Regions from separate parts of the Mus musculus genome. Here region 1 is linked to region 2. Evidence: chromatin loops called from intact Hi-C (ENCODE). Cell type or tissue: left cerebral cortex. All regions are shown on one strand. Links, peaks and the distances in the headings refer to the core of each region. The heading gives the core; the rest is flanking DNA. Region 1 holds the start of Rab2b (RAB2B, member RAS oncogene family). Region 2 holds the start of Supt16 (SPT16, facilitates chromatin remodeling subunit).

Region 1 (9,706 bases), core at 546-8,545, 84 kb after region 2:
TTTCTTACTCTGTAGCCTGGCTGGCCTGGAACTCACTTTGTAGGCTAGTCTGGTCTACAAAAAAAAAATAACACACAGATATCTGCCTGCCTCTGCCTCCCCAGCTCTGGGATTAAAGGCGTGCGCCACCACTCCTGGCTGACACATTCTATTCTTTAGGGATTTCAGTGCACAGAAGTCTGAAAGAATACACCCTGAATCATTAACAGTGGGGTCTTCTGGCAGAACAGCAACAGTGTGACACAGAAAAGGGCCTTATGTAAGAGGACGGTCACCTTTGGCTACATAAACTTTTATAAGTTTTTATTTTTTACTGTATTAGTTGAGTCTTTTTTAGTTTGCTATGTTTTTTCAAGACTGGGTTTCTCTGTATAGCATGGGCTGTCCTGGAACTCACTTTGTAGACCAGGCTGGTCTTAAACATCCTCCACCTGAGAGTCAAATCATTTCAAATAAAAAAGGTATGATGCTTTGTTTTTGACCTGAATATCTCAGTATGTATTCCCTCTTGGCTTCACCTTTCTTGGGCTCCTTGCCTCATCCTACAGTTTTTGTTTTTTTCTTCTTTTTTGGTGTTTTTGAAACAGGGTTTCTCTGTGTAGTCCTGGCTGTCCTGGAACTCACAGACCAGGCTGGCCTCCAACTCAGAAATCTGCCTGCCTCTGCCTCCCGAGTGCTGGGATTAAAGGCATGCACCACCACGCCCGGCTCATCCTATAGTTTTAAAACTACAGGTGTCTAGCATTCCACAAGGCTGCATTAGCTTTTACTGTTATAACTGGGCCTCAGTCTGGTACTAAATTGTTTTGCCCTCTCTTACCGTATCCCAGATTTGCAGTTTGATTTGTTTTCCATCGATGTTGACCATACGTGCTCCAAACTCCACACCTGTCAGTGAAAGACAAGAGAACGAACATGACTGTAATGAACACATACATGTCCATCTAGAGCCACATACTTTTCCCCAGTGTTATAATGATGAGTCCTTTGTCATCACTCACTGACATTCAGCCCGACAGTGGTTATTGCTCCAATTGAATTTGTGTTCCTTTTAGTTTCTTTTCTAGAATTAAAAACCCACTGACTGGACATGTAGCTCACTTGATACAGGACTTGCCTAGAAGCTCTGGAGTCAATCCCCAGATCCACATAAAACTGGACACAGGACTAGAGAGATGGCTCAGCACTAAAGCAAAGCATGTATGTGCTTCTTGGACTGGAATTGGGTATCAACACCCTCATCTGATAGTTCATAACTGCCTGTAACCCCAACTTCAAGGACTCCAATACCCTGTTCTGGGCCCTATGGGCATCTGCACACTCATGCACGTGCACATCCACATGCATGCCCCAGAACCCCTTAACTGAGCATGGCAGTGATCTAATCCCAGGCCTCATGAGGTAAAGGCAGTAGGAGCCCTAGGATAAGAAGTTCAAGGTCATCATGACTTACAGAGCAAGTTCAGGGTTGGCCTGAGATTACCCTACAGCTACAGGTATAACTCAGCGATAGTGTAACTACTTAGAACATAACTCACTAGGTTTAATCCCTTTCACCAAAAAGAAACAAGTGGATTCTAAGTGATAATGACTTAAGAATAACTCAGATGTAGAAAAGGGAACAAAGCTCATTCAGATAAAATAAATACAAGTAGTCTCACTGTTTTGATTTTACAGTCTGGATGACACTTGCTATATTAAGACCATAGGGGGCTGGGGGCTGGAGATATGGTCAGTGGTTGAGAGCACTTGGTCTTGGAGCAGAACAGAGTTTGGTTCCCAACACCCTTGTCCAGTGGCTCACAACTACCTGTAACTCCTGCTGCAGAGGGGTCAATGATCTCTAGCCCTTATAGGCACCTGTACACACATGTGCAAATACAAACACACATATATACAAAAAAATTTTTTTTAAGATCTGAGGGGGAAAAACCCACGTATGTGTTACCAGAGTTAGTTCTTTCCCTAGATCTGGTTTTATAAATTCTAGTAATAAACTAAGTTTGATTTATTATATAACCAGTTGATTTGTTTTAAGGCCTTATAATGACAGAGACTCTATCTAGATCTTCTTAAGAATTAGCCTTAAGAAAAGTGGCACTGCAGTTACTGTAATGATTTGCAAATAACATCTGAAGAATGTGTACCCGCTACAAAGCAAGTTCTAGGACAGCCAGGGCTATACAGAAAAACTCTTGTCTCAAAAAAAAAAAAAAAAGCCACTACAGGAAAGTTTTTCATAAAATAAACTACAAAGCTACAATTCATAGAAAAAAATTTCTAGAAAATGAACATAACAATTCTGGGACAAATAAAACTAAAAGAGATGAATAAATGCTTAGGAATGTTAGCTTACACTGAAATCTGACTAGGTAATATTTAATTCTACAATTGTTTTCAAAGAACTTCTTTGTTTGCTGGTTTGGTTGGTTGGTTTTGGTTTTTCAAGACAGGGTTTCTCTGTTTAGCCCTGGCTGTCCTGGAACTCACTCTGTAGACCTGGCTGGCCTTGAACTCAGAAATCCACCTGCCTCTGCCTCCCGAGTGCTGGGATTAAAGGCGTGCGCCACCACTGTCAGGCTCAAAGAACTTCTGAACTATTTGAAAGTTAAGTGTTTTGCCTGCATGTTAAGTATGTGTGACGTATGTGGCTGGTACCTGTGGAGGCCAGAAGAACCCAAAGGATCCCCTGGAACTTGAGTGACAGAGGATGATGGGTGCTGGGAATTGAACCCTTGTTCTTGGGAGAGCAGTCGGTGCTCTTAACTGCTGAGTCAGCTCTCCAGCCCATTGATAGCATTTCGCGACAGTGTCTCAGAGTACTGACTAGTTCTGTGTATGAAGCAGCACTTCTTAAACTGCAATTCTAAAACTGTTTTCATTGGCAATTAAAGAAGCTGCCTAAGGAACAGGTCTTCAAGGACAAAATACCTTCAATCACCAATAATTTCCAGAGTACATTGGTAATAGCCTCTCTTAAAGCAGTATGGAAACTGACGAACTGATAGAGCTTTTGACACTTTTCTATTTCTAGGCAAAATTCATCTCTTTCAAGGACAATATTTCAAAAAAACAAAAACCCCACTGCATCATAAGCAGACAATTCATCCCCTTTTCTATTTTCAAAATAGTATTTTGTACATAGCATGAGGAATTCATACTCTATATAAATATTTTTACTTTAAGGTGCTATATGAAATACCTGTTCTGAATACCTATTACCTCAACAAAAATCAAAAAGATATTTTTTTGGAAAAAAAAAATCACTGTCAACTTTTTTTTTCTCTCAGAACAATAAGAATGTAATTTCAATGAGTAAGAAACTAAAAAACAGGCTGAGTATAGTGGTGCATATCTAATCCCAGCATTTAGGACGATCAAGTCAAAATCATGGTCAGGTTACCCAGGAAGCTTAAAGCCAGTCTCGGCGCAAAAACAAACTTATTACGAAAGTCCGTGAGGCTGGGAGTGGTGGCGCACGCCTTTAATCCCAGCACTTGGGAGGCAGAGGCAGGCGGATTTCTGATTTTTGAAGCCAGCCTGTCCTACAGAGTGAGTTCCAGGACAGCCAGGGCCACACAGAGAGAAACCCTGTCCCGAGGGGGTGGGGGGGGGAGAGTCTAATGCAGGAGGATCTCTGGGAGTTTGTGTCCAGTGTGGGTTATATAATGAATCTGAGGCTATTTGCTCCTAAAAGAAGAGAAGGTGAAGAGATTAGAGGAGGTGTCTGTGCAGGAAGAACTGCAATGTCCGTACATTGGCTTTTACCTCTCCAGACTTAAAAGAATCCTATGTTGGTGTTTATGTTGAAAAACATGTGAAGCTGGTAGTTAATAACAAAATACAGATGAGATGTTTAATAAGCAGTCATGTTTCCGTGGGATTTTTCCATAAACATACAAGTTGCATTGGAAGAAAAAAAAATCCTACGGCAACTAGTATCTTACATCCATCTCTAAAGTTACCTTTCAATCATTTATCCTCCACTTACCAGCTTTTATCATTTTTCATATACCATGATTTCAGACCAAGGTAGCGAGAAGTAACTTTTTTTGGTTTTTCAAGACAGGGTTTCTCTGTGTAGCCCTGGATGTCCTGGAACTCACTTTGTAGACCAGGCTGGCCTCGAACTCTGAAATCCACCTGCCTCCCGAGTGCTGGGATTAAAGGCGCGAGCTACCACGCCCGGCCGAGAAGTAACTTTTTATTTAGAATACTGAGACTGTAACTTTCTCCTTTAGCAGTTCTGGCAGCTAGCTTTTAGCTGTTCTGGAACGAGGGGATAGCTTACCTATTGTGAGGTCGTGCACGGGCTGGAACCGCTTGTCGGTAAACTGAAGGAGGAGACATGACTTCCCCACACCTGCGAAAGAACGGTGTTCACTAGACGCACGTCACCCGGGAAGCCGCTGGCTCCCAGACAGGGAACAGGGTCTAAGGCAGGGGCAGAGCCCCGCCCCCGGGGCTCGCCCCGCCCCCTCCGCGCAACTCCGCTCACCCCGCCCCGCCCCCAAGCCGATTTTGGAGGTAGGATCCCCGCCCCAACTCCGAAGGCGGTCCGTCGGCGGGTTACCTGTGTCTCCGATGATGATGTACTTGAAGAGATAAGCGTAAGTCATGGTCCCGAGGCGTCTGTGTTCCGGGTCCTCCCGATTTCTACAGCCACTTACCTCCGACCTCTCTAGCCACTCAATCTACGGGTCTCCTTATTTGCCTCCGCTCCAGCCCTTCTAGCTCAAGCTGCGTCTCTATTGCTCTCCCCCAGAAATCTTCGCTGGATCGGCTGTACCGGACGCCGCCTCTAGGGCCACCCAGTGCTCTTCTACATGCCATTATCCCACCAAGCTCCAGGGGGCGACAGCGACCCTTCGGGCAGCTGGGATCGAGACTGGTTGCGTCCCTGACTCGGTCCAATCATCGGAGAGCGACGCTTTCTCCTTGAGGAAGTGACGCGCTCGGAACCTAGTGGGGGCGGTGGGAGCGATGCGGACGCGGAGACGCTGAGTCGCTGGTAGTGGTGCTGTGAAGATGGAGGTGGGTGCCGAGTCTTTGAGGGCTGATGAGGGTTCGCGGCCGACTAGGGGAAGCGGAAGCGGGAATGCAGGGCAGCGAGGAGCCAGGGGGGCTCGGGAGGGCTGGGGTCTCAGCACGCCACTGCTCCGCTCACTCACCCACCGCGGCTTTCTTTTGGTTTACAGTTTCCCGGAGGAAATGACAATTACCTGACGATCACTGGGCCCTCGCACCCTTTCCTGTCAGGAGCCGAGGTGAGCAAAAGCTGCTGATGCTGGGGCGCCGGAGGGCCTAGGCAGCGGTTAGGGAAGGACGGTGGGGGTGAGCGCGGGGGCTGGCGGGAGCTGGAGGGGACAGTGGCCGAGGCTTCGAGCTCCTCTAAGGACTGTGGAGGGGGTGGGGGTGGGGGAGAACCGAAAGCGGCTGTCATGAGGAAACCAGGATGTTGAAGAGACGGCTTGTTTGAGGAGTTTCTGTTCTGAATAGGAAGAACGAAAGGAATTGTTCTTTGGTTGGGGGTGAAATAACTAACAATCTTGGGAGACAGCAAGAAAGAAAAAAAATTTTTTCAGTAAAGAAATCGAGATAAAGAAAGTTGTTTATCCAGCAGGGAATAACTTCGGACAGTTGTTATTTCTTGAATTCTATAGGGGGCTCTTTTATTTGAAATGTCTTTTCTGATAAAAGTGGTTCATCCTACTGATGTGGCATCTGTTTGCTTGGCTAAAGAACGACAGAGGGAAAGAAATAGCTGCCAGAGAACATAGAAGGGGGTAGAGTGCACCTGTTTCCCAGTGATCACAGACTGACTATGTCACCTTTGGATTCCAGTTGTCAAATGACTATAATAACAGGGTTTGGTTTGGTTTGGTTTGGTTTGGTTTTTAAAGATGGCGTGAAGTAGAAGTAATGGTTGTTGGATGTTCTAAGACCTTCCACAAGGGTCACCTAAGACCATAGGAAAACAGATACTTTGTGATTCATAACAGTAGCAAACTTATATTTGTGAAATAGCAGCGAAAATAATTTTATGGTTGGGGGTCACCATAATATGAGGAACCATAATAAAGGGTCCATGCAGCATTAGGAACGTTGAGAGCCACTGCTGTAAGATATTCAGGAAAACTTTTGGTTGACAGATTTTCCTATTAGAAAGCATAAAACTTATTTGAGCAAGCGAAAGTCAAAGCTGCAGTGTATGAAATTTTACCATTTTTTTTTTGAGAACTTGAGCCTTGGTCCATCTTTTGAGGATTATATACTACCTCCCAAAGTGCTGTGAATTCATTTGCACGGTTGTTTGCACCAAAAGTAGTTATCCATTGCTGTTGTGTCGGTTTATCCTGTGGGAACATTGTTATGGTTGAGAGATGATTGACAGTGAGTGATTGCTAGTTGCTTTTGCTTTTTGTTTTTTGTTTTGGTTTGGTTTGGTTTGGTTTTTTGGTGTTTTTTTTTCTTTTCTTTCCTTTTTCTTTTCCTCTTTCTTTCTTTCTTTCTTTCTTTCTCTCTCTCTCTCTCTCTCTCTCTCTCTCTTCTTTCTTTCTTTCTTTCTTTCTTTCTCTCTTTCTTTCTCTCTTTCTCTCTCTCTCTCTTCTTTCTTTCTTTCTTTCTTTCTTTCTTTCTTTCTCTCTCTCTCTCTCTCTCTCTCTCTTTCTTTCTTTCTTTCTTTCTTTCTTTCTTTCTTTCTCTCTTTCTTTCTCTCTTTCTTTCTTTCTTTCTTTCTTTCTTTCTTTCTTTCTTTCTTTCTCTCTCTCTCTCTCTCTCTCTCTCTCTCTCTCTCTCTCTCTCTCTCTTTCTTTCTTTCTTTCTTTCTTTCTTTTTAAATAAAAGACAATCTCACATAGCTCTGGCTGTCCTGGAACTCACAATGTAGGCCAGGCTGACCTCAAACTCAAAGATATCCACTTGCCTCTGCCTTTCCAGTAAAGAGTTCTTCCCATTCAGAACAGAACTCTTTCCTGTGATTAAAGGCATACTCTAGCACTCCTGGCTGCTGGTTTATTGTTTAACTTAATATTATTGAATATTCTCCTAAGCAAAGGGAGGTATGACTCAAATGAGTGGCAAAATTAGGAAGGAAACGAAGTCTTACACTTGGTGATTTTATTCCGAGTTCCATCCAAAAGGTCTCCATGGTCTGATTTCATTGTTTGGAGTGCAGTAAGTCACATTGTCCTTATTTATAGGAAAGTACATTTTAAAAGTAAACACGGCTGGATGTGGTGGCACACGCTTTTAATCTCAGCACTCAGCCGAGGCAGGTGGATTTCTGAGTTCAAGGCCAGCCTGGTCTACAGAGTTCCAGGACAGCCAGGGCTACACAGAGAAACCCTCTCTCGGAAAAACCAAAAAAAAAAAAAAAAAAAAAAAAAAAAGGTAAACACAAGGTTGGGTGTAGTGGTACACATCTTTAATCCTAATTCCAACATTTGGGAGACAGAGTTGTGTGTCTTTTTTTTTTTTTTTTTTTTTAAGATTTATTTATGCGAGTACACTGTTGATCTCTTCAGAGAGACACACCAGAAAAGGGCGTCAGATCTCATTGCAGATGGTTGTGAGCCACCATGTGGTTGCTGGGGATTGAACTCAGGACCTCTGGAAGAGTAGTCAGTGCTCTTAACCACTGAACCATTTCTCCAGTCTCCCCCACCCCCACCCCATGTGTATCTCTTTAAATTCAAAATTACATAGACCATGTCTCCAAAAAAGGAAAAAAAAAGGTAAATACAGCTTTCAATTTTTCCTACCAGTCTGACGTTGATCAAAAGCTAACAGCATGAGGGATGGCCCTTTAAAACATGCAGGGACGGGGCTGGTGAGATGGCTCAGGGGTTAAGAGCACTGACTGCTCTTCTGAAGGTCCTGAGTTCAAATCCCAGCAACTACATGGTGACTCACAACCATCTAATGAGACCTGACACCCTCTTCTGGAGTGTCTGAAGACAGCTACAGTGTACTTATGTATAATAATAAATAAATTTAAAAAAAAACCATACAGGGACTAGATAGCGAAGCACTGGCCTACTGTGTGCTGGACCCTTGACCCAGCATTGACGGAAAAAGGGAGGACTTTCAAGGCTTGCTTCTGCCCTTTGTTTCTGTTCTGTTCTGGCTCCTGGTGTAGCTGTTGAGAGGAGGGAACATTCAGCTAAGCTTTAAGGTCCGTTTCAGGAGCTTCCTTTAGGCCTTGACTGTGTCCTTGTTACTTACAACTTGTGCACCTACTTGTTCCTGCCTCTCAGTGAATTTTTAAACTTTATGTCTTTGTTTAGTTTGAGAGGAATCGTTTCACTGTGTAGTCTTGGCTGACAGCAAACTTGCTATGCGACTAGGCTGGCCTTCGTTTGCCTCTGCTTCCTGAGTTCTGGGATTAAAATATATGCCACCGTGCCTGGCTTTTAATCTTCATGTTAGTGAATGTATGGGTCTTGTTGTTTCCAGCCTTATTGTAAGCCATCACTAAAAATAGGTGATCTTTTTAAAGCAATTCTTTTTGAAGAACAGTCATTTTTCAAGTTTGCTTGGTTTTTATTTTGGTTTTTTGTTTTATTTTGTTTTGTATTGTCAAAAAGAAAATAGCTGCCCTTATGGAGTATTAGCCATAAATTAATAGGAAAAAATGGACGGTGTTCAAGTTAAGAACTTCTTTATATCAAATATATCATTATAGGGGCTGGAGAGATTTTTTGTGTATGGGTGTTGTGCCTGTATCTATGTCTGTGCATCACATGTCAGGTGCCTGTGGAGGTCAGAAGAGGACAAGAGATTCCTTTGGGTCTGCATTATACACGTTTGTGAGCCACCATGTGGGTGCTGGGAATGGAACCCAGGTCCTCTGGAAGAGCAGCAAATGCTCTAAACCACTGAGGCATCTCTCCAGCACTGATAAAACTGTTTTTCTAAATCCTTGATGGCTGGTATATAGGTCATTTTTAGAGTTTTTGCTTAGTATGTGGGAGCTTCTGATTGAACCTCTGGACAGAGGGAAGAGGATAGAGAAGCACAGGGAGATGAGAAGAGAGGAGAGGACGGATGCTAGTTGTCATGGTTTGTGTGTCTGTGTGCAGGCAGAGGACAGAAGGCATTTGATCCCTGGGGCTAGAGTTAAAGATAGTTGTGAGCAGAGTGGGTGCTGAAAACTGAGCCTGCGTCCTTTTCAGAGAGCAGCAAATGTTCTTAACTGCTGAGTCATCTCTTCTGCCTCTCCTTCAATCAGTATCTAAGCAATCTTTATTTTTATTTTCAATTGCATTTTATTTTATTTACTTATTATGTTCACATGTCCTAAAGGGAAGGTGAGAGGTGGAGAGCAGGTGAGCTTGCTCTCATGTGTGCATGTGTGGGGTGTGTGTGTGTGTGGGGTGTGTGTGTGCGCGTAGTATGGTGTGCGCACACACCACACACAAGAGCAAGGCGTGCACTCGTGTGTTCTCTCTCTCTCTTTCTCCAGCCCTCCCTTCCTTCCCTCCCACTCCCTCTCTTTCTCCTCCCCCCCTTTTCTCTCCCTCCCTCCAGGGTCCAGGGATTGAACTTAGGTTGGTAGGCTTGGTAGCATGCACCTTACCCAGTGAGCCATCTCACTAGCTCCTTGGTATCCTTTCTTATAAACGTAACCCTCCAACTGGCTTTTCCTTCAAAGCCCAGAGTCTGGGAACATTTAGACTAAGTGCATTGTTTCTAGAAGGCTAGA
Region 2 (9,706 bases), core at 1,069-9,068:
TATTGTATGAGCATGTTCTTCCAAAGCTAGGTGATATATAGATGGTACAAGTACAACACTGAACATAGTCTCTTGCTATAATTAAGAAGTGTGATGGTGCTGCAGAGATGGCTCAGTTATTAATAGTGGTTGCTTTTCCAGAGGACAAGGTTCATCCACAGCTCATAACTGTCTGTTCTGTAACTCCACGTCTGGGGGAGCAATGCTCCTCAGATACTAGGTATGAACATGGAACATAGACATACATGCCAGCAAAACACCCACACAAATAAAATAAGGTATACAAACACATTGGCTTACAGGGATTTTCCTTCCAGACAGGATTTCATGCAGTCCAAAGTGTCCTCAAATCTCATATGTAATCAAGGATGACTTTGAACTCCTAACCTCCCATTCCCATGACCCAAGATATGGGCCATCAGAAAAGGAGGAGGAGGAGGAGGAGGAAGAGGAAGGAGGAGGAGGAAGAAGAAGAAGAAAAAGAAGGAGGAGGAGGAAGAAGAAGAAGAAAAAGAAGGAGGAGGAGGAAGAAGAAGAAGGAAGGAGGGAGAAGAAGAAGAAGAAGAAGAAGAAGAAGGAGGAGGAAGAAGAAGAAGAAGAAGAAGAAGAAGAAGAAGAAAGAAGAAAGAAGAAAGAAGAAGAAGAAGAAGAAGAAGAAAAGTAGTAGTAGTAGTAGTAGTAGTAGTAGTAGTAGTAGTAGTAGTAGTAGTAGTAGTGGTATGGGAGGTACTTTGCTTGCTTCTCAGCCTTTGCACAACACTTGTACCTGGTGCCCATGAAGGCCAGAAGAGGGCACTGGAGAGCAGCCAGTGCTGAGCCATCACTCCAAGCACCAGTGAGCATTTAAAAGTAAGTACAACAACTGGGTGGGTGGCACATGCTTATCTAATCCCAACACTCTGGGAGACAGAGGCAAGAGGATAGTTTTGAGTTCCAGGAGTTCCTGTCTCAAAAAAAAAGGGGGGGGGGGAAAGGGACACCAAAGCAACACTAAAAACACAGTGCAACAAATACACAACTAGTGACAGAACCACCTATCTATCACCAAGTGTTGTTTTCTAGGCAAAACTGCACATGCTACACTTCACAGAACTAGCTGCATATATAGATTGACTGGTTGATTTACTGACTGACAGGATTTCTCTGTGTAGTCCTAACTACCCCAGAACTGGCTCTGTAGACCTTAGCTGGCTTAAATCCAGAGATCTAACTGCCTCTACCTCCCAAGAGCTGGGATTAAATAAAGGCATGCATCACCACCGCCTGGATTTATTTCTTTATTTATATTACTACAGACATGTAAAACTATGTAAATAGTGTGCTGCATCACAATAAAAGCTACAATGCCACTCAGTGTAGGACTTTCAGCTGAGCTTCCCCTCCATGAACAGCCCTGCATTATTATAGTCCAGCACCAACTGCTGTTGAGTATAGGAGTGAGTAGTAAACACATAAGTATAAATAAGGGCAGGAGCTGATAGAAATAAACAACACAAGTAAAAAGCAACTCACTGAAAGATGAAAAGAATAAGTTAATAAACAGTTCCTGGAAGTAGAAGACAAAAGATAAAAAGTAAAATTAAAGATAAAATGCCAGTTTTAACCCAAATGTGTAAAATTAGTGGACAGGATATCAGGCAATGAAGTAGGAATGAAACTCAAATCCCAGCATTGCACAGGTGGGCTTGATTTGAAGAGGGCCCACACCACCATCAATGCAAAGGAAAGGGGGACCTATTTGAACACAAAGATCTGCCTGCATCTGCCTCTCTTAAGTGTTGGGATTAAAAGCATGAGCTGCCATGTCCTGCTCAACTTAGGAATTTTGTCTATCAAATTTTTCTTTTTCTCTGGATAGATCTGTTCACAGCCTAAGAATATTTAAGTAGTAAGTCAAAGTTTAGACTTCAAACATTATCCACAATGTCATGATCTCTCCAATATGAAACCATACCCACACTTCAGTGGCCACTGAAACATTCTGCACAGCTTCCTCAACAGTGAGCATTTTTTTTGGTTTTTGAGACAGGGTTTCTCTGTGTAGCCCTGGCTGTCCTCGAACTCTGAAATTTGCTTGCCTCTGCCTCCCCAGTGCTGGAATTAAAGGTGTGCGCCACCACACCTGGCAACAGTGAGTTTTTTGAAGCTACCAATTTGAACCTTTTGGATCATTTTCTTTAGCTGCAAGGCTCTCAGCAAGTATTTGGGAGGAACCTGCTCAACCCTTTGCATAATGCTAGTGTGGACAATCCAGGCTGGCTTTGAGTAAGCTACGGCAGTACTCTAGGACAAGGTCTCCATTGAAGATTTTAATTTCTATATTTATTATGTGTATATGTGTGGCATGACACAATGCACAGGTGAGGAGGTCAGAAAACAACCTGTGGAGTTTTCCTTTGTGCAGCTTGTGGGAACTGAGCTCAGGTGGCCACTCTTGTAAGCAAGTGCCTCACTGAGCAGTTTCACTGGTCCGATAATTATACCGTGCATAGAAGGTACATGTGTGGGGACCAGAGGACAACTTTTCAGAGTTCATTCTCTCTTTCCATGGTAAGATCTGGGGATTGAATTCAGGTTGTCATTCTCAGTCAGTGAATGTTCTTACTTACCGAGGCATTTTATTGGTCCACTGAATTCTTTAATTCAAAGTGGGCTGAAGAGATGGCTTAGCATATAAGAGCAATGACTGTTCATCCAGAGAATGCAGTCCAACTGTAACAGCCATCTGATGGTTCATAACCATCTGTACTCCAGTTTCAGAAGATCTGACCCTCTCTTCTGACCTTTGTGGGCACCAGGCATGCAAGCGTCACAGAATATACATGCACTCACACAGAAATTAAAATAAAATCTCAAAAAAGTCCCTGTGCCAAAAACTTGACCTCCCCCTTCCTCCCATGACTCTTTGGAAGGTTGGTCTAGTCGAAGCAAGTGAGGTAAGATATACCCCTGAAGGGAATATTTTAACCTTGATCCCTTCTCATTTTGTGGATGCCATGAGATGAGAGGCCTCTTTGGTCATGTATTTTGGCTTTGCTGGGACCAAGTGCAACGAATTCAAACTTCTGAGAACACGAACCCAAAAGTGAGCTTTTCCTTAGTATATCTCAGATTTTATTAGAGTGGTAGAAATCTACCTATCATAAAATAACACATTTAAGATATAAAAATAACACATGAAAATATGACTTATGAAATTTACTTCCTACCTACCCTACTTTTAAAACTTCTGGATAAACTGTTCTCAAAACAAAAAGAAGAGGACAGGGGCTGGAGGACATTTTAATGGTTGTCACACTTTCTGTGCCAAAACTTTCTGTGAATTGTTTCTAAGACCTGCAGAGACTTTCTACAAGAAGTAGTAAGCACTTGCCCCACAAGGTGACACAGTGCAAGGGCAATGATTCTTTGTATGGCCAGAGAATGCGGTGTTATAGCAGGAAATGGAGTGTCTATGGTGTACAGACTAAGCCTATTTTCCACAAAAAGGTGAAAACTCTAAAGACTGCTGAGACCTCAGTGTGCAGAGCCCAGATGCAGGCCTCAGGGAATGCCACTAGTAAGGGATGAGAGCAGAGACAAGAAGAGAAAAAGGGCCACGTGATCCAGCTCTAAGCCTATTTTGTAATGATAAAATAACAAATAAGCTTTTACTTATTTTTAACTGACTTATCAATGAGACCACAATAAAACTGTAAGCCTTGGGGCTGGTGAGATGGCTCAGTGGGTAAGAGCACCCGACTGTTCTTCCGAAGGTCCAGAGTTCAAATCCCAGCAACCACATGGTGGCTCACAACCATCCGTAACGAGATCTGACTCCCTCTTCTGGAGTGTGTGAAGACAGCTACAGTGTATTTACATAAAATAATAAATAAATCTTTAAAAAAATTATTATGAAACATTTAAAAAAACAAAAAACAAAAAAAACACTGTAAGCCTTTACTCCCCCTCTCCTCCAAGCACACTTCCTGCTTTGAAGAGGCCCCAGGTCTGGTTCCTAGCAACCTCATGGTGGCTCACAACAGCATGATCTCCAGTTCCAGAGCAGCGGATGCCTCTCTCTGGCCACCATGGACACAACACTGCCTGCATGAAGTTGGCACATGAAAAGATAAATATGCATGCGTGCAAGCCACTTATTCACATAAAAATCAAAACAACAAAATCAGGAGCTAAAGAATAGAGGCAATCCAGCATTGAAACATCCCATGATTCAACAGGCCCACAGAGCAACCTGGCTGAGGAAACACTATGGAAAAGGAGTAAAAGAAAGTAAACAAATAAAACAGAATGTCAGAATTTTAGAATAAAAGACCAAAGAGAAACCTGTTGTGGTGCCAGGAGCGGTGTTTTAATCCCAGCACTCTGGGAGGCGGACCTCTGAGAGTTTAAGGCCAGAAACTCTAACAGAAAACAGAGACACATGGAGATAAATCAAAGTAACTTACTGCTTTGCTTAAAGTAAGTAATGCAGGAACTAAGTTTTTAAAAAAAATCTGAAACTATGAAAATATCTGCCTACTCTCAGAAAATTCTGAAAAAGAAAAGACAGCCATAATCAAATCTCAGCAAATGGTAGGAAGCAGCACAAAAGATCTGATACTACAGCTTACCCATTCTCACTGCAATGGACTCTTTTTTTGGGGGAAGGGTCACAGCTACCCACTACCTCAAGCTTAACAGCTGGCAAATAACCACATGAACAAATGCATTGGGTTAGTATTTCTTTTGAAAACAGCTGCAATTCTGGCACTTCATGTAATTCTTCAAGACAAAAAGCAGATGAAGGAATCTGAGGTCTGTTCATAGAAAGGTCTAGTAAAATAATAATTTTTTTTTTTGGTTTTTTTGAGACATGCCCAGTTCTAAAATAATTCTTAAATTATTAGTAGAGATACCAAAACTCTGTACCCCTTACTCCTTAAAACAGCCAAAAATTTAGGAAAGATTTTTGTTCAACCCCCAGTAAGCAGAATAAATTGATTTAATGATTAAAATCACAATGATGAATAGGCTGGAAATCTACCCCATAAATAGAAAACCCACAGGACGATCCTGTAACCCACTTTCATAATCTATCACTACCACCTAGGATTTCCCAAAGCAGAAACAAGACAGGCAATGAAAACCTATTTTACTCTTAGCAGCTCTGATGTTGAAAATAGAAAAGGTAGGACTGGATTAGACTCAATGTTTCAGGAATGATGGAAAACAGATTGGTGAGATGGCTCAGCAGATAAAGGTGCTTGCTATTTCGATCTCCTGATCCCAAATAAAGATATATAACTTGAAGACAAATGACTCTACAAAGATGCCTTCTGATCTCTATACATAAGCAGTGGCACTCATACTCACACATCAATGACATTGGAGTAGGTATTGTGATGACTTACATAGCACAACATGTACATACATTGGATGCAAATATTTCACCAAGATCCCAATACCAAAGGATGACATTCAGATGAAAGTTTAATGTATCAAGCCTTTCTACTCAAAAGCATGCTGTGTTAAGTTATGAAAATTATAATTAAAAGCTATGTTACTGTAACAGCCTTAAAAATAGCTTGATGAACTCTGGAAATAGAGAAAACACCAATATGTTTTTAAGGGGCTAGAAAAATGCCCAGTAGTTAAAATCACTGGTTGCCCTTCCAGAAGACCAGGTTTCACATGGACCTAAACAGCAACTAAATACCTTCTGTAATTTCAGTTCTAGGGTATCCCACGCCCTCTTCTGGCCTTCGCAGGCAATGCATGCAGGGTATACACAAACATACATGAATGCAAAATACCCATAAATATTAAAAAAAAAAAAAAGCTTTAAAAGTTTATTATTTCAGGGCTGGCTGTAGAAACGGGGGCTTTTGATTATCATCATTGCATACATCATAACACAGTGACAGTAAATATTCCCTGGATAGGGATATAGCTTAATGGTAAAACACAGAGGTGGTGGTAGGGCCAATCCTCAGGACCAAACAATATAATTTTGTGATAGAGACCACTAAGTCATCTAAAAAAAATTAGCCAATAAAGTGAAAAACCCTATATTATTTTCAGCACGCAATGCATCTTGCTTAAAAGATACATAGGCTTTTTTCTGATGAGGCAGGAAAAACAACCGACTTCAGTAAAGGTTCAATTTTATTTACTAAATGACGAGCCGATTGATACAGTCTCACTATGAAGCACAGGCAGGCTTGAAACTAGTCATTTTCCTGCCTCAGCCTCAGAAATCATGGGATTACATGCAGGAGCCAAGAATGGAGAGGACCAATCAGTATAAGATAGTTTACAAAGCTGAAACCGGAGTTGGTATTTTTTCAGAGCATTTTCGGCTTTCTTTTTTATCAGTTCTATTTCCCCTCACTCACAAGGTTCAGAGCCCAGACGATAGACCGTTCAGACAGTATGAAATCAATCAAACACTTGTGAAGTTAACAAGTTAACTAGCAAAAAAGTAAGTTTGAAATTATGATTATAAAACAGGGAAACTGCCCAATCTTTGGAGAAGCCCTGGAACTTCCACAGCGTTTTCCTCAACACGTGCCCCCGGTATGCTGCCGACATGGGAAACCGGCTTTGAGGCGTCCCATCAATTAATTCTTAGGAGAGCCCGCAGGTTCCCAGCGCTGGGTCTGTGACCCACGCAGGGCCTAAGGAGAAGCAGCGGGGCGCGGGAGCAGCATTTCTCAACTCCAGCAGAGGCCGGGGAGCGGGGAGCGCCAAGAGCTCCGGGCACAGCTTTCGCGCCCCTTTCCCGCAAACGGTAATTGTGGCGGGACCTGGGCGGGCCGCTGTGGCCGCGGGGCGGGCCAGGCGCGTGCGGACCCCGCAGGCGCAGCACGGCGCGGCGAGCCGGACGCTGCCGGGGCAGGCGGGAGCGCGGCGGAGCCGGAGGTTTCTGGCTGAGGGGGAAAAGGGCGCCGGGAAGCAGGCTATTATGGGATGTGGGGCTCCCGGGGGCGCGGGGCTCCTTACCCGCCAGTTACTGTACAATCTCTTCACTCGCCGGTAGTACGCGTCTTTGTCCAGAGTCACAGCCATTGCCCTGGACGCCGCTTCCCGTCGGGCTCCGAGAATCACGCGAGGTCCCAGCTCCGCCACCCGCGCTCGGCCCGGAATCCCGCACTCTCTGTGACCCGGAAGTACCGACCGCCCGGTATCCCCTTCCGCTTCCGGGTCCCTAGAGCGTCGAAGATTTAAAAAGCGAAAAAACCAAACCCACCGCTCGTTCCGTAGGGTGGCGGGAGGAAGGGCAACCGAGGACGCAAAAGTGAAGTCAACAGACCGAGGTGCAGCGCGGGCTCGCGGGCTCTGGAAGCTCTCTCCGGCGCCAGAGGCTCCCGTCACGTGACCCGCCCACTTTCCGAGCTCCGGGCGCTCTGGGCGGCGGGCAGAGGGAGGGGAGCAGAAAGAGCGGGACCCGCGTGCAGCCAGGCGCAGGAGTGAGTCCTCTGCCCCAGGGCAGGCCAGTGACCGCCCCGGGGAAGGCACTCTCAACCAAACACTGCACCCCAGAGGGACGGAGCCCACCTTCGCGAATAAGCTGCGCGGTGGGCAGCAGAGTAGGAAGGAAAGGTTCTGTTTTCCTTTAAGAGATGGGCCGGTAGGGTGGAAGGAAACAAATGGCTCGGAGTGGCTCCTAAACTTTGTAGTTCTTTCCAGCCTCGCGAAGACCCAAGTTGTGAAGGCACCCTTTTTGTCAGCGTGTACTTTTGCTGTATTTCATGAAAAGCCACATTATTCTCTGGCTTTCCCCAAGAATAGTTATCCTGACTAATTGAAAAAAAAAATATGGCTCTTGAAATTAATCCTCGTTTAAGAATGTGAAGTACAATTCAAAATATTTTACCTCTTTATCTTGTATCATTTCCTTGGCTTTAACAAACGGGATAACCCGCCATTATATATGCCTATTGAGGACTACAAATGGCTTTTCTATTAGTTGCAACAGTATTGAACTGTAGGAGAATGGTGTTTAAATTACGCAGCAAAAAACAGTACTTATATTGTGTTTAAGGAAACAGAACATAGGAAGAATGGAAAAGGATTAACTTAAATTTATTAATGCCAAGGGGAAGGAAGGTAACAGTTCCTGACCCTCCAGCTGTAGCCACAGTTTGGCCAGGAACAGGCTCTGCCAGAGGCTAGGGCCAGCGCTACATAGTCTGTGGTTAATGGAGGCGTCTGGGGAGGGGTGAGCACACCAGCTGCTCTAAGCTCCTTTGCTTCCCCAGAAACGAGGAAGTGGTCATTTATTATTTTTTTTTTTTAGGAGTTCCCCTGCCCACCCAATCCTCTCAAAATTGGGAGCAATTGGGTACAAGTTTTTTGTTTTTTTTTGTTTTTTGTTTTTTTCTTTTTCTTTTCACCTCCTGAAGTCTTGGGTTTCCCCATATTGTTCCCTGCCCCTCCCACATTTCCAAAGTCCAAGGGCCAGAGTAAGGGATTCCAGCAGCCACCCATCACGGGTCTATATGGGGCTTCAGTCGTCAGCATCTTCACTGGAGTCTGAGTTGGCTGGCATCATAGGGTCATCAATGAGTGAGAAGTCCCGTTCTGAGCTGTCATAGCCCTGAGATAAATCATCATCTTCTTCATCCTCCTCTTCATCATCGTCCTCAGGTTGCAGTGTTGGTAACCGCAAGGCAGTACCAGAGGTGGTAGTAGCTGGTGAAGAAGGGTAGCCAGTGGTTCTCAAGCCTGGATGGTGATGGTGGTGATGGTGGGGGTGGGGATGGTGGTGGTGATGATGAAGCATGGTGCTGGAGTCTACATGAGGGGGTGCTGCTGCACCCATCACAAACGGCATAAAAGGCAGAGATGCAGAAGTGGTACTGCTGTGACCCAGAGACGACACAGACTGTAGGTTACTACTGCTGTGTTGAAAGGTGTTATGCAGAGACAGGGACCCAGTGCTTCCACCCTGCATCAGGGCCATCATCTTAGAAAGGTCTGGTCTTGTCCTACGGACCCGTTTCTTGCTGTTCTCTGGTGCAACAGGCCCTGGCAAAACCCGGTTGAACGCAGTTTCAGCATAGTGACCCTGTGAGGTAGGAACAAAAGACAGTAAAAAGATGGAGGTTGGGGGAGTGGGGGAAGGGGACAGATAGGACTTGACTCAGAAACCACATATGTCCTAGCTTAGAAATGCTTGCCTGATTTGGCTTGATTAGTGTTAATGGAGGTGTTACTGAGGGTGAGATCAAGAATTTGATATTGATAGCCATGTGAACGGTAAGGTTTTTCCCCCTGCTTCATACTTTTCTGCAACCTTTTTACAAATGCCTTTTCCTTTGCTAGTAAGGGGTCTGAGTAAAACAGTGAATGAATCAGTACATGTACAGAAAAACTGACTTAATTGTAGCCCGAGAACAGTTTGTTGGCATGATCTTATGTGAAGTGCGGCACAACTACACAGACATTTATTTAAATTTATCCTCTGTTATTACACGATAATAGCTGAGCAAGATCAGCTTAGGATATCCAAGAAGATTATGGGAAAGTTCTCACCAAATTTAATAAAAATGTTCCACATTGATAAACATTATCTTTTGGGTGTGGTGGTTCATGCTCTGAGCCTTTGGAGGGCAAGGCGGAGTTGCCAAGAGTTCAAGGATAACCTAGAATATACTTCTTTCTTTTTTCCTTTTTGTTTTGTTTTTTTCAAGACAGGTAGCCCTGGCTGTCCTGGAACTCA

Evidence for each region. Peaks named below come from ENCODE experiments on the same cell type or tissue, not always from the same donor. Only the 100,000 strongest peaks of a DNase experiment are listed, where the experiment ranks them.
Region 1: a loop joins it to region 2, with 2.1 times the contacts of the local background. A loop is called at or near these places in 5 of 42 quality-filtered maps.

The regions. Positions count from the first base shown.
Region 1 is chr14:52,274,623-52,284,328 of GRCm38, forward strand. Rab2b (RAB2B, member RAS oncogene family) reads right to left here and starts at 4,773. Exons shown (of 8, transcript NM_172601.3): 1 at 4,574-4,773; 2 at 4,292-4,363; 3 at 821-888. The coding sequence starts at 4,619. Tox4 (TOX high mobility group box family member 4) reads left to right here and starts at 4,524. Exons shown (of 10, transcript NM_023434.3): 1 at 4,524-4,610; 2 at 4,766-5,034; 3 at 5,199-5,267. The coding sequence starts at 5,029. It overlaps Gm23758 (a small nucleolar RNA gene), which reads left to right and starts at 1,909; the gene lies at 1,909-1,998. In left cerebral cortex, for the core only: a CTCF peak has its summit at 4,835 (motif pointing right); a DNase peak (open chromatin) is centred at 4,846; H3K4me3 peaks cover 2,175 bases; H3K27ac peaks cover 1,155 bases.
Region 2 is chr14:52,190,101-52,199,806 of GRCm38, forward strand. It overlaps Supt16 (SPT16, facilitates chromatin remodeling subunit), which reads right to left and starts at 7,139. Exons shown (of 26, transcript NM_033618.3): 1 at 6,985-7,139. The coding sequence starts at 7,050. It overlaps Chd8 (chromodomain helicase DNA binding protein 8), which reads right to left. Exons shown (of 38, transcript NM_201637.3): 38 at 8,051-9,052. The coding sequence ends at 8,492. In left cerebral cortex, for the core only: a CTCF peak has its summit at 5,740 (motif pointing left); DNase peaks (open chromatin) are centred at 5,734, 6,643, 7,189, 7,358 and 1 more place; H3K4me3 peaks cover 2,293 bases; H3K27ac peaks cover 1,207 bases.